Regions from separate parts of the Homo sapiens genome. Here region 2 is linked to region 1. A link is an interaction called in ENCODE POLR2A ChIA-PET data of the cell type or tissue named here. Cell type or tissue: HepG2. All regions are shown on one strand. Links, peaks and the distances in the headings refer to the core of each region. The heading gives the core; the rest is flanking DNA.

Region 1 (5,382 bases), core at 201-5,200:
TTTTCCTTTGAGAATAAAATGACTTTCTACTTCACTGATAAAAGTAACTGTGGGGGCTTGCATTTCCGCTTCCACCACCATCACCACAGCCCGATATTCAGGACCTACTAAGCCCCCAGTAGGTCCTTCACCCAGTAGGTGAAATCCCCAGTAGGATTTCACAGAAATCCCGTGTCTTCACAGAAAGAAGGCTGTGCTGCATCTGTGGAAGGCGAGTCTTCCCTCTGACAGATGTTCTCTTCAGAAATTCCTCCATGACCCTGTCAGCAAGTACTAGCATTTTTGTTTTCACATTTGTTGTGAACTAGTAACCCTAGGCAAACATTAATGTAAAACAACAATGTTTCAAGTTGTGGGAAGCAGGCTGCCATGGAGGGCATCTCGGATTTGCAGTGACTTTGAGCAGGGAAAGATCTGGAAGGAGGCAAAGCAATACATCCATCAAACCCATGGATGCCCCTAACAGAAACAGGCCACAAATATTCAACAAGCGCAGAAGAGAAGTACAAATAAGAAGACTGGAATTCATAGTCCAAAACAAGGATTAGTCTATGATAGATCCAAATGGATATATCCATGCTAAATCCATTTACCTCAAATATCCATATGGTATATCCATGCTAAACCCATTTAGCTCAAACACATTTAGCTGAAACCTCGAAAAATACAAAACTTTTTTATATTGGAAAGATATTGTATAATTTAGGCCTGAAAAGTTGCAGTAAGAGAAGTCAACGTGTTTAAAGCCAACTCCTTCTCCTGCCTCTTTATCAGTCTTCTTTATCTTTAAGCACCTTTTTTTTTTTTTTCCCAATGATGCACCCTTCTTCTCAGTCTATAAAAATGCCCAAGTCTCTTTCATCTTAAGACAAATATCCTTTGGCTCTCTTCTTTCTATTAAAATGATGCTTCTTTAAAGAGTAGTTTATACTCTTTCTTTAAAAAATTAATATTACTCTTTTTTTTTTTTTGAGACTGGTCTCAACTCAGTGAGCAAACTCAGCTCACTACAACCTCCACCTCTCGGGTTCAAGCGATTCTCATGCCTCAGCCTCCCAAGTAGCTGTGATTGCAGGTGTGCACCATCACACCTGGCTAATTTTTGTATTTTTACTAGAGACGGAGTTTCACCACGTTGGCCAGGCTGGTCTCAAACTCCTGACCTCATGTGATCCACCTGCCTCGGCCTCCCAAAGTGCTGGGATAACAGGCGTGAGCCACCATAACTGGCCTTAAAAATTAATATACTTTTAATTGAAAAATCACAATTGTATACATACATGGGATACAATGTGATGTTTTGATATATGTAAGCAATGTGAAATGATTAGATCAGGCTAATTAAAATACTCCTCACCTCACCTATCATTTTTTGTGGTGAAACATTTGAAATTTACTTAGTTATTAGTTATTCTGAAATATACATTATTACTGACTCTACAATAAATCTCAAAATTATTCCTCGTATCGATCTGAAACTTCGTATTGTTTGTCTGACAACTCTCCATTCCCTCCCTCTTCCCCTCCCATCCCCAGCCTCTGGTAATCACCATTCTACTCTCTACTTCTGAGGTCAACTTTTTTAGATGCCACGAATAAGTGAGAACATGTGGTATTTGTCTTCCTGTGCCTGACTTATTTTACTCAGCACAATGCCCCCCAGGTTCATCCATGTTGCCACAAATGAAAGGATTTTTTTTTTCAAGGCTGGGTAGTATTCTATTGTGTATATATCCATTCGTCAGTTGATGAACATCGAGGTTGATTCCAAAACTTGGCTATTGTGAATAGTGTTGCAATGGACATGGAAGTGAAGATATCCCTTCAACATACCAATTTCAATTCTTTTGGATATATACTCAGAAGTAGGATTGCTGAATCAATAGATTACTGGATCTATTTTTAGTTTTTTGTGGAACCTATATACTATTTTTCACAATATCCGACACTTTCCTTTTCTCCACATCCTCATCAATGCTTATAGTTCTTCTTTTTGATAAAAGTCATTCTAACAAGTGTGAGGTAATATCTCATTGTGGTTTTAATTTATATTTTTAGTGTTCACTATTCACTCCTCCATTTATTGCAGCTATTTGCAGCTTTGCAAAATTCACCAGGGAAATCCTTATCATTTGGCACCATGGACACAACTCACTATTTATCTTACAGTGCCCCTCACTTTGATTTATTTGACTTGTCAACTACTTTGTCCTTCTTGGTACCCTACTCCCTAGATGTCTAGGATATTGCCTCCTCTCTCAATCTTTCCAGCTTGGTCTCCTCTGTGGATTTTCCTTTCTTTGCCCATATTGATGATATGAAGTTCCCCTCCTAGAGTTGCTGCTTATATTATGCTATTATTCCATGCACTTTCCCTGGCCTTACTTCTCCATACTTGGGCTAACTGCTATCTCCCTATATTTGTCAGAGTGATCTTTTAAAAATATGAGTTTCAACGTATTTCTCTGCTGCTTAATCTCATCATTCATTCCTTGCTAAGTACAGGAAAGGCTGAAAATTCCTTAACAGGACTTATAAGGTCCTCTTTGCTCTTGAAGCAAGCTGTTTTTTTTTTCTTTTTTTTTTTTTTGAATGTTTATTCAGTGAGTGAATGGATGACTCACAAATCTGTGGCTCTGGCCCTGAACTTTTCCTTGAATTTTAAATTTGCAGACCCAGAGGTCTGCAAACAGCTCCCAACAGCTCCCAGACCCAAACAGTTCCAGTTGGATGTTTCACAGACCTCCCTCAAACCCACAATACTCCAAAATGAATTTATCTCAGCCCCACCTGCTCCTTTTTCTGTATTATCCAAGTTACCACCATCAGAGAAACCTGATAATTATTCTTTACATTTGCTCGTTCCCTATATTCACTGTATCATACTGATTCCCCTCCCAAATGCTCCTTCAATTTGTTCCCACCTTTCAGCACCATAATTTATATCCTTGTCTTTTTTCACCTAAATGATTGCAATAGTCCCCAGCTGATTGCCTTAATTCCAATCTTGCCTTCCCCCAACTTCACATCCTCCACGCTATCACCAAAGGAATCTATCTAAAAACCTTTAAATTTCCTCATTTAAAAATCTTTCAGCAGTCTCTTATCCCTAGAATAAAATGCAAGCTTCATTGCACAACATAAAAGTCATCTACAATCTGACTCTTCTTTATAAATCCAAACTCATCTATTTTCTGCCTCAAAGCTCAATAACACACAATGGCTTGTGATTATCTGGACATACCATACTGTTTCATAGGCTGGAACATTTGCTCATGTTATTCTCTGTTCTGGGCCTGACTTCTACCTCTTCTTCATCTATTGAACTGGACACAATCTTGTATTGGGAGCTGCACCTTTACCAGGAAGCCTTCTCTGATCATCTAGGTATGGCTAAGTGTTCATATTTATTCTGTTCCAGAAGGCAGATTGGCTAAGTAGTTGATGTTCAAACTGTTTAGGCGCTTAGCCCAGAATCACAGCTTACCAGCTATACAACTTTGGGCAAGTTACATAATTAATCTCTCTCTGCCTCAGAAAGTACTCAATAAATGTTAGCTACCACAATTATAATATTATCACTAGGAGCCTTACTTTCCAGTGTAAATGCACAGCCTACCTCATGTACCAGGAATCTCTGAGAGGAGTTTAGAAGGACTTTACTCTTCTGGATTGATTACTATCTTCAAAAGCAACAAAGAAATATTTGAATGAAGAAGGAATGTGAACTACTCTTCTCATTCTGGCAACCATCTTCTTAGCTAAGTTTTCTGAGGGCTGGGGGGAGGTGGATGCATGGACTCATTCTTCCCTCCTTTTTACATTATTTTCCTTCAGTGTGTTTATCCATGGGGAAAGCTGGTGATGTCATATGTTTATGTGACCTGAAATGTTACTCACCCTATATAACATCATTATTTGGGCTTTTAATTTAAAATGACCAGAAGAATGAGTTAAAACACAGAACTATTCTATGCCAAGACCAAAGATTTTAAAAATATCCAACAGCGATATAAATTTGATTTGTTTTAGCAATTTAATTCGAGGTAATTCTTTTCTTTTCCTGAAGTGTTTTTCCATCTTCCATGTTTCAAATTCTCCACAAAATAAATCCTTCAGTAGAAATGACAGAAACAAACCTGAGACTTTATGAGCAAGCCATAAGAAAGGCAGAACCATTGGCAATAGGACCCAGAAACTAAAACACCCATTCTGTCTTTGTATCCTGCCCTTGCCAGTATAAAATTAGTGTGCAGAGAGTATTTTCCAGATCCTTTTTCTTTTTTACAGATCCAGTTTAATGACCCAAATTATAAGATTTGGATAACTTTCTTTGGCTGCTCTTTTCAGAATATAGTTGACTTCACCATTAGGCAACATCTCCTGATATTTAAACTAATTGTTTTGTTTTGTCAGCTTCATCTCACTTTTCTGGGTCACATTGTACTGATTTAATTCTAACTAGGTATTTGAGCTCTTAAGTTTGAAAACTCCTCAATCACATTATATGCCCACGTATAAAGTCTCTTGTTTTAAGTCTGATGGTACTATGTTAAATCATGACAATTTGACGTGTTTGGGAATGGGCGGCTTCGGATAGCTGGCCCTTTTAGCATAAATCTTTCTGCATTTGTATGTTTATGTCACACATTTTGTGTAACAGTCATTCTACAGTGTGGTAGGTACATGCTGCCCTAACTCATTTTTTTAAATTGTGATAAAATTCACATAACACAGAATTAACCATATTAAAGTGTACAATTAAGTGGCATTCAATATGTTCATGATGTTGCACAATCATCACCTGTATCTAGTTCCAAAACATATTCATCACCCCCAAAGGAAACCCTCTATCCATTAGCCAGTCATGGCCATTCTCCTCTCCCCTCTGCCCCTGGCACCCTCTAATCTGCTTTCTGTTTGTTTGGGCTTACCTGTTCTGGATATTGCATGCTGCCCTAACATTATCATCTCAAACAGTACAAATGCCTTATTTTTGGTTAGTGCTATGCAGATTTCTAGGATTTTCCTGTGGATCACCTCATTCTTTATGAATATTTGAGATATTGCTATTACTAGATAAATCCGTGTTCTAATTCTCTATTAGAAAGGCAAGTTCAGGGCTGGGTGCAGTGGCTCACGCCACCAGCACATTGGGAGGCCAAGGCGGGCAGATCACAAGGTCAGGAGACAAGACCAGCCTGGCCAACACGGTGAAACCCTGTCTCTACTAAAATACAAAAAATTAGCCAGGCGTGATGGCACGTGCCTGTAATCCCAGTTACTTGGGAGGCTGAGGCAGGGGAATCACTTGAACCCGAGAGGTGGAGGTTGCAGTGAGCCGAGATTGCACCACTGCACTCCAACCTGGGTGACAGAGCA
Region 2 (5,382 bases), core at 192-5,191, 55 kb before region 1:
CTTACAGGGAATGAATCAAGTTGGATAGTTGAAGCTCAAAAACCACTGCAGAATACCTTTGTGCTTAGCTTTGTGGCTGCTTCATTGTGAACAGCTGCCTTTCACAGTTGTTTGTATTTAGTCTATGATATTGAGAACAGACAATCCTAAATGGGAGAGGACTGTCTAGTAGAATCCTATGGATCCATGAATGAAAAAGGTGCAAAAATACGTTTTTGACTGCATGCAGGGCACCTCAGCTTTTGCTACATGGTATTCTTACAAAAGTAATTGAAAGCAGAGGAATGGTAAGGAATGAATCATCTTTTCATCTCCTGCTATGGAGTAACCAGTACTTACATTCTTTTTCCAACCGCTGGTGTTCCTGAATTGGTAAGGTAAAATGTTAACAAGTTGACTTTGAGACGGATGAATCAGCAGGGAAACTGTTGAATGAGTGAATCAATGAAGTGAAAAGTGAAATAGGGGTTTGTCAGCACCATCCAGGCAGCAGATGGATGGAATTTAAGAGGGGATGGCAGTGAGGACTGCCTGCACATTTTTCTTCTTCTCAGTATTAATAATTGAGAGTAGCTTAATCATCAAGTTCCCTCTCCAAGAGCTACATAAAGTGGGGAGTCCTTTTTAACTTTCTCATCTGTAGAAACAATGATTTTAATCAAAGTATTCAGAGTTAAATTCTGTAAGCCCTAAGCCCTGGACAGTGATGAAGGCCGTGGTCTATCAGGGAAGGTAGGAGTTGGCTGGATTAAGGGTAGGGAATTCTACATGAAAGGTACAAATGTGACTACAAATGTTACTACTAATCGCAAATGCTTACACAGCATTTGTTATGTGCCAAGCACTCTTCTAAGGGCTGTACATGAGAAAACCCAGAGTCAAAGCCACATCCTGCCAGGAGCTTTGAAGGTCCCCAAATGCAAAGGCGGCAGGGGTGAAGAATGGGAAAACTTGATTTACAGTATTTTTATTTTCTTTTCTGCATATTCTGGCAACCTACCCCACTAATCACATAGCGGTTAAATTGAAAACAAATGAGTTTATGTAGTCCAAATTCAGTAAAGGTAGATTACAAAAGGAAGAAGGGAAAAGTTTTTATTTCTTTTGTGGAGCTTGGTGACAAATTCTTTTGAGGCTTACACTACCTTCATGACAAGGTCTGATATGATCCTCTCTATTCTACAATTGCCTCCACTCCCTCTCCCTTCCCCTCTACCAGTTTCTTCAAGGACAGCTGAAATCTAGGAATGAACATGTTGATACACCTAATCCTGGGCCCTCATGGAAATATTCATTAAGAATAACCTTACCCTTTGCCAACTGCTAGATAAACCAGTTTCATCAGATGATGCACACTGGAGCCAGATAACTTCTAAAGACCCTTGCAAATCTGTTTCAGAATGCGTGACCTATCCAATCCTTCCTCTCATGGAAACACCAACTCATCCATGCCCTCTGTGCTGAAACTTCGTCTCAGCCTGCTGGAATCACCTGCACCCCATGGGAACTGTAGCCATATCTTCAGTCCTGTGAGCCCCCGTCATGGCCTGTCACAGGAGTAAATGAGGAGTAAGGTGAGAGAGGGCACTAAAGAGAGGATAACTAATCAATCAATCATCAATTTCGACCAAGCCTCTCCAGTTGTGCTTGGCTCCTCTGAGGTTAGGAGACATGAGGAAGGTGAATTTTCAGTTTCCATTTTGATTATTTTAGAAAATACTGAGCAAAACGGCAAGCACATCCTGGTGACCTTTGGGAGCTCTTTCTACATGGAGGGGCACAGGGGCAGCAGTGTTTGAGGACTGTTAGGTGGAACCTACAATTCTGCCTTCGTCCGCCTACATCTGATCTATATATTTAGTAACGATTCTGAGTCAGGAAGTTAGGAAAGTTTTCATGCACTTCATTTGTATCTGTATTTGGCTAAGTTTGTGAGTTGCTATGAGGAAATAAACAAACAAAAGCAGCTCTCCCTCTCCTCCGCCCCCACGCGCCACTCCATGCAGGACAAGGGCTCCAGGCTGATGACGGTGGCTCCGTTTCCCTGACTTACTTCATCCTCTCCTACAGCTCTTTCTGCTTGGAAGCTCAGGGGCTGAGCAGAGGCCCCAGGGCTGTGTCACTATGGAGAAGAAGGCTGCGAGATCGCAGTGTGAGCACTGACTCCCTGTCCCCACACCCCGGCTGCCTTGTTCTTCACCCCTGCCTGCAGCCTTAGCCCTGCTCCAGACTGTGGGACCAGACCTGTCCCTTGTTGGGAAACTGAGGAGTCCAGCAGCATTGGTTACACACTGATGAGCTGCCCTGCTCTGACCTCGTGCTCCAGTTCTGGTAACTGGGCTTCTGCTTTGACCTATGATCCCACTGGGTAGTGTTTTGTCACCCTGACTTGTGTCCCTGCCCTGAGTTTCAGTTTGTCTAAGCCTGAGGTCATTCCTCTGAACTTTAGCTCCTTAGCTAAACTCTGCTCACACCTGTCCCCTATTTTGACCATCCACTGGGCAGCCTGTTTAATGCTTTGTGTTCTGTTTTCTCCTTGGTGCTCAGCTGCTGGTACATCATGGCTCCACTTCCCTGAGGCTAACTCTCCTCAGATTTTGACCCCTGGGATCTACCCTGATTATTTGGTAACTGTACCTCTATTTTACTTAGGATTCTCCACTTAGGGATTTACTTAGGGTTACCACTGAATGGTAGAGCTTCAAGCCTGCTATTCCTATACGCCACTACTTACCTTGCCTTTGGAGATTTCTTTAAAAAAAAAAAATTGACTGCCGCTGCTATGTATTAATTGAGATTCATTTGATTAAAGGGGGAGAAACAGACTTTGTCCAGTTTAAGTAAAAAGAAAAATGTATTGAGAAGATCTGAGTTTAAAAACCAAACCTCAGCAGGGTAAGAAGTAGGGAGGCTCCAGAGACCTTAACTGTGGGAATATCTGGACTTTCCCTTTAGGATGCTCTGTGGCTCAGCTCCAGGACCCTCAGGTGCCGGTCCTCTGAACACAAATCTCCACATTTCCAGGAAAGACAATATGATTAGCCCGGCTTCATTTAGGCATTCAGCCCTGAAGAAAGTAGCCCTGGCTCATGTCACCAAGTAAAGACACGACCTCTGGAACTCACCTCACTGAATCGGGGCAAGTCCCTGGGAAGGGGCCAGGGATGTGAACTGAGAAGTTCACTCCAAGAGTCACACCAGGCATGATCATGCTGGCCTCAGATGACACGCCTCTCCTAGCATGCACCCCCAGCATGACCTTAGTTCCTCCAGCACAGCTGAAGCATTTTTAAAGGCTCTCACAGAAGGCTAGATTTTTAACAAAAACATCGAATAAAAGAGGAACATAAAATGAGAAATACACTTTGTAAAGTAAGATGCGTTAGTCTTCAGCTTGAGATATCTTACCGGATGCCTTCTTGTCTTCTTCAGGGCTGGGTTTGTGTGTCCAAAGCCATCTTTAAGCTTTGCTCCCAAGCCAACTGAGCCAACTCAAAGTTCAGAGGGAGAGAGAAAGGCTAGGAATTCTGTCCTATCTGGCTAAGGCCTGCCTTCAGAGTGCCGTTTTCCCACCTCCTCCTCAGATAAGTGTGACACTGGGACTAGCCTCTCTTTTCAGGAGTAAACCTCTTCCCTTTCTACAGGAGTATGGTCTGGCCTGATGTTTAAAAAAAAAAATACTCTATCAGGGCCGCTTGGGCGCAGCTCACATCTATAATCACAGCACTCTGGGAGGATGAGGCGGGAAGATTGCTTGAGCCCAGGAGTTTGAGACCAGTCTGGGCAACATATGGAGCTCCTGTCTCTATAAAAATAAAAAAAAAATTAGCTAGGTGTAGTGGCATGTGCCTGTAGTCCTGGCTACTTGGGAGGCTAAGGTGGGAGGATTGTGTGAGCCCAGGAGATCAAGGCTGCAGTGAGCTATGATTGCACCATTCCATTCCGGCCTGGATGACAGAGTGAGACTCTGTCTCTGAAAAATAAAAATAAAAACTAAAGCTCCATGCAGCCAATGAAAACATATATATATGTATATATACAGAGAGAGAGAGAAAGAGAGAGAGAGAATCTATCAGAGCACTACCTAGTAAGCCCAACCTAGTAGTCCCGCTATTTATCCACAGGATAGTCACATCTAGTAGCAGGAGATTGATTTATTCTATCACCCAAATGCTAGGACATCTGTGATTTTGGTCCCGGTCATCTCACTGTGGCTTACTGCCATGACTACTGTGTTATAATCTGATTCAGAGTCAACATACACTGACTGTATGTGGGTGATCTGCCAGGCTCCATGGGTAAACATTTATACCTGTGTTATTTAATTCATTATTTAACACAAGTCACATAAGATTCTCTTGGAGAAAGTGTGGTAGCCAAATCTGTTTGGTTAACACTGACTCATCTGCCTTTCTTTTGCAGGCCCAGAATACTCAGTACCTCTCAATGACCCTCAGACGCTGTAGGAAGAGGATTGGTTCACCTTTTAACCCAGAATTTCTCACATTGAATGGTTAGTGTAATCCTTTTCTGTCTAGTCATATTTTTGCTGAACTAGCTTTCAATGGAACACTTTTAAGGAAATGAGAATTTAATTTAATGTTGCCAGCATTTCTGTGAAGAAGGTGCCATTAGTCTCATTTCACAGATGGGAAGACAGAGCCCCACCTCAGAGTCCTCGTACAGCTTGGCCAAGTTCATTGCGTGGCTCTGTGGAGCTCTGATCTGGGTCCTCTGAGTCCAAATCTATGCTTTTTCTGCTGTGCCTGGATCTCCACAGGCTTTGAGACTTGCCAAATTCTGCTGTGTGCCAGATCTGGATGCTGATTATGTTTCATGCTTTTGTTTCACTATGAAACCCTAGGTTTGGGTTGCAAATCCCTAACCAGCCAGAGAGAAAGCACTAAAAGGTGACCTCCCTGGGTAACTTCCAAGGCCACATGCAAACTCCTCTCCTGTTTCCTCTCCTGCTGCCGGCTCCACACACCTCCAGTTATCTCCATTCTTCATTCTAACTTGGCAGGCGATGCACTACACTAGGCCTGTTTCTAACATGGTACCCCACGCCTCCTGGTACCCCACAACATGTGTCATCTTCCTCTCTCCTTGAGTGTTGACTAGACCAAGTGACTCACTTCTAACTAACAGACTATGGCAAACGTGATGGGCTGTCCCCTCCAAGGTTAGATTAGGTACTTGTCAGCGTCTTCCAGAGAAACAGAGCATGTAATGTACAGCATGCAATTATAGAGGTCAGTAAGTCTCAAGATCCCCAAGATCTGCAGGTGGAGTCTACAAGCTGGAGACCCAGAAGCTGATGGTGTAGCTTTCATCCAAACGCTGGCAGGCTCGAGACCCAGGAACAGCCAGTGTTTCCGTGTG

Evidence for each region. ChIA-PET counts read pairs that join two places held together with the same protein. Peaks named below come from ENCODE experiments on the same cell type or tissue, not always from the same donor. Only the 100,000 strongest peaks of a DNase experiment are listed, where the experiment ranks them.
Region 2: POLR2A ChIA-PET joins it to region 1 with 37 read pairs; 4 of 35 experiments call an interaction of 5 or more read pairs at or near these places.

The regions. Positions count from the first base shown.
Region 1 is chr2:215,690,960-215,696,341 of GRCh38, reverse strand. All of the region lies in intron 5 of LINC00607 (long intergenic non-protein coding RNA 607), which reads left to right. The region is part of intron 7 of LOC102724861 (a long non-coding RNA gene); the gene reads right to left. Among named protein-coding and RNA genes, the nearest start is that of LINC01614, 24 kb to the left of the region's middle. In HepG2, for the core only: no CTCF peak of the experiment used is centred there; DNase peaks (open chromatin) are centred at 2,651 and 3,681.
Region 2 is chr2:215,746,435-215,751,816 of GRCh38, reverse strand. It overlaps LINC00607 (long intergenic non-protein coding RNA 607), which reads left to right. Exons shown (of 10, transcript NR_037195.1): 2 at 1,400-1,574; 3 at 4,423-4,513. Among named protein-coding and RNA genes, the nearest start is that of LINC01614, 31 kb to the right of the region's middle. In HepG2, for the core only: no CTCF peak of the experiment used is centred there; DNase peaks (open chromatin) are centred at 356, 1,976 and 2,406.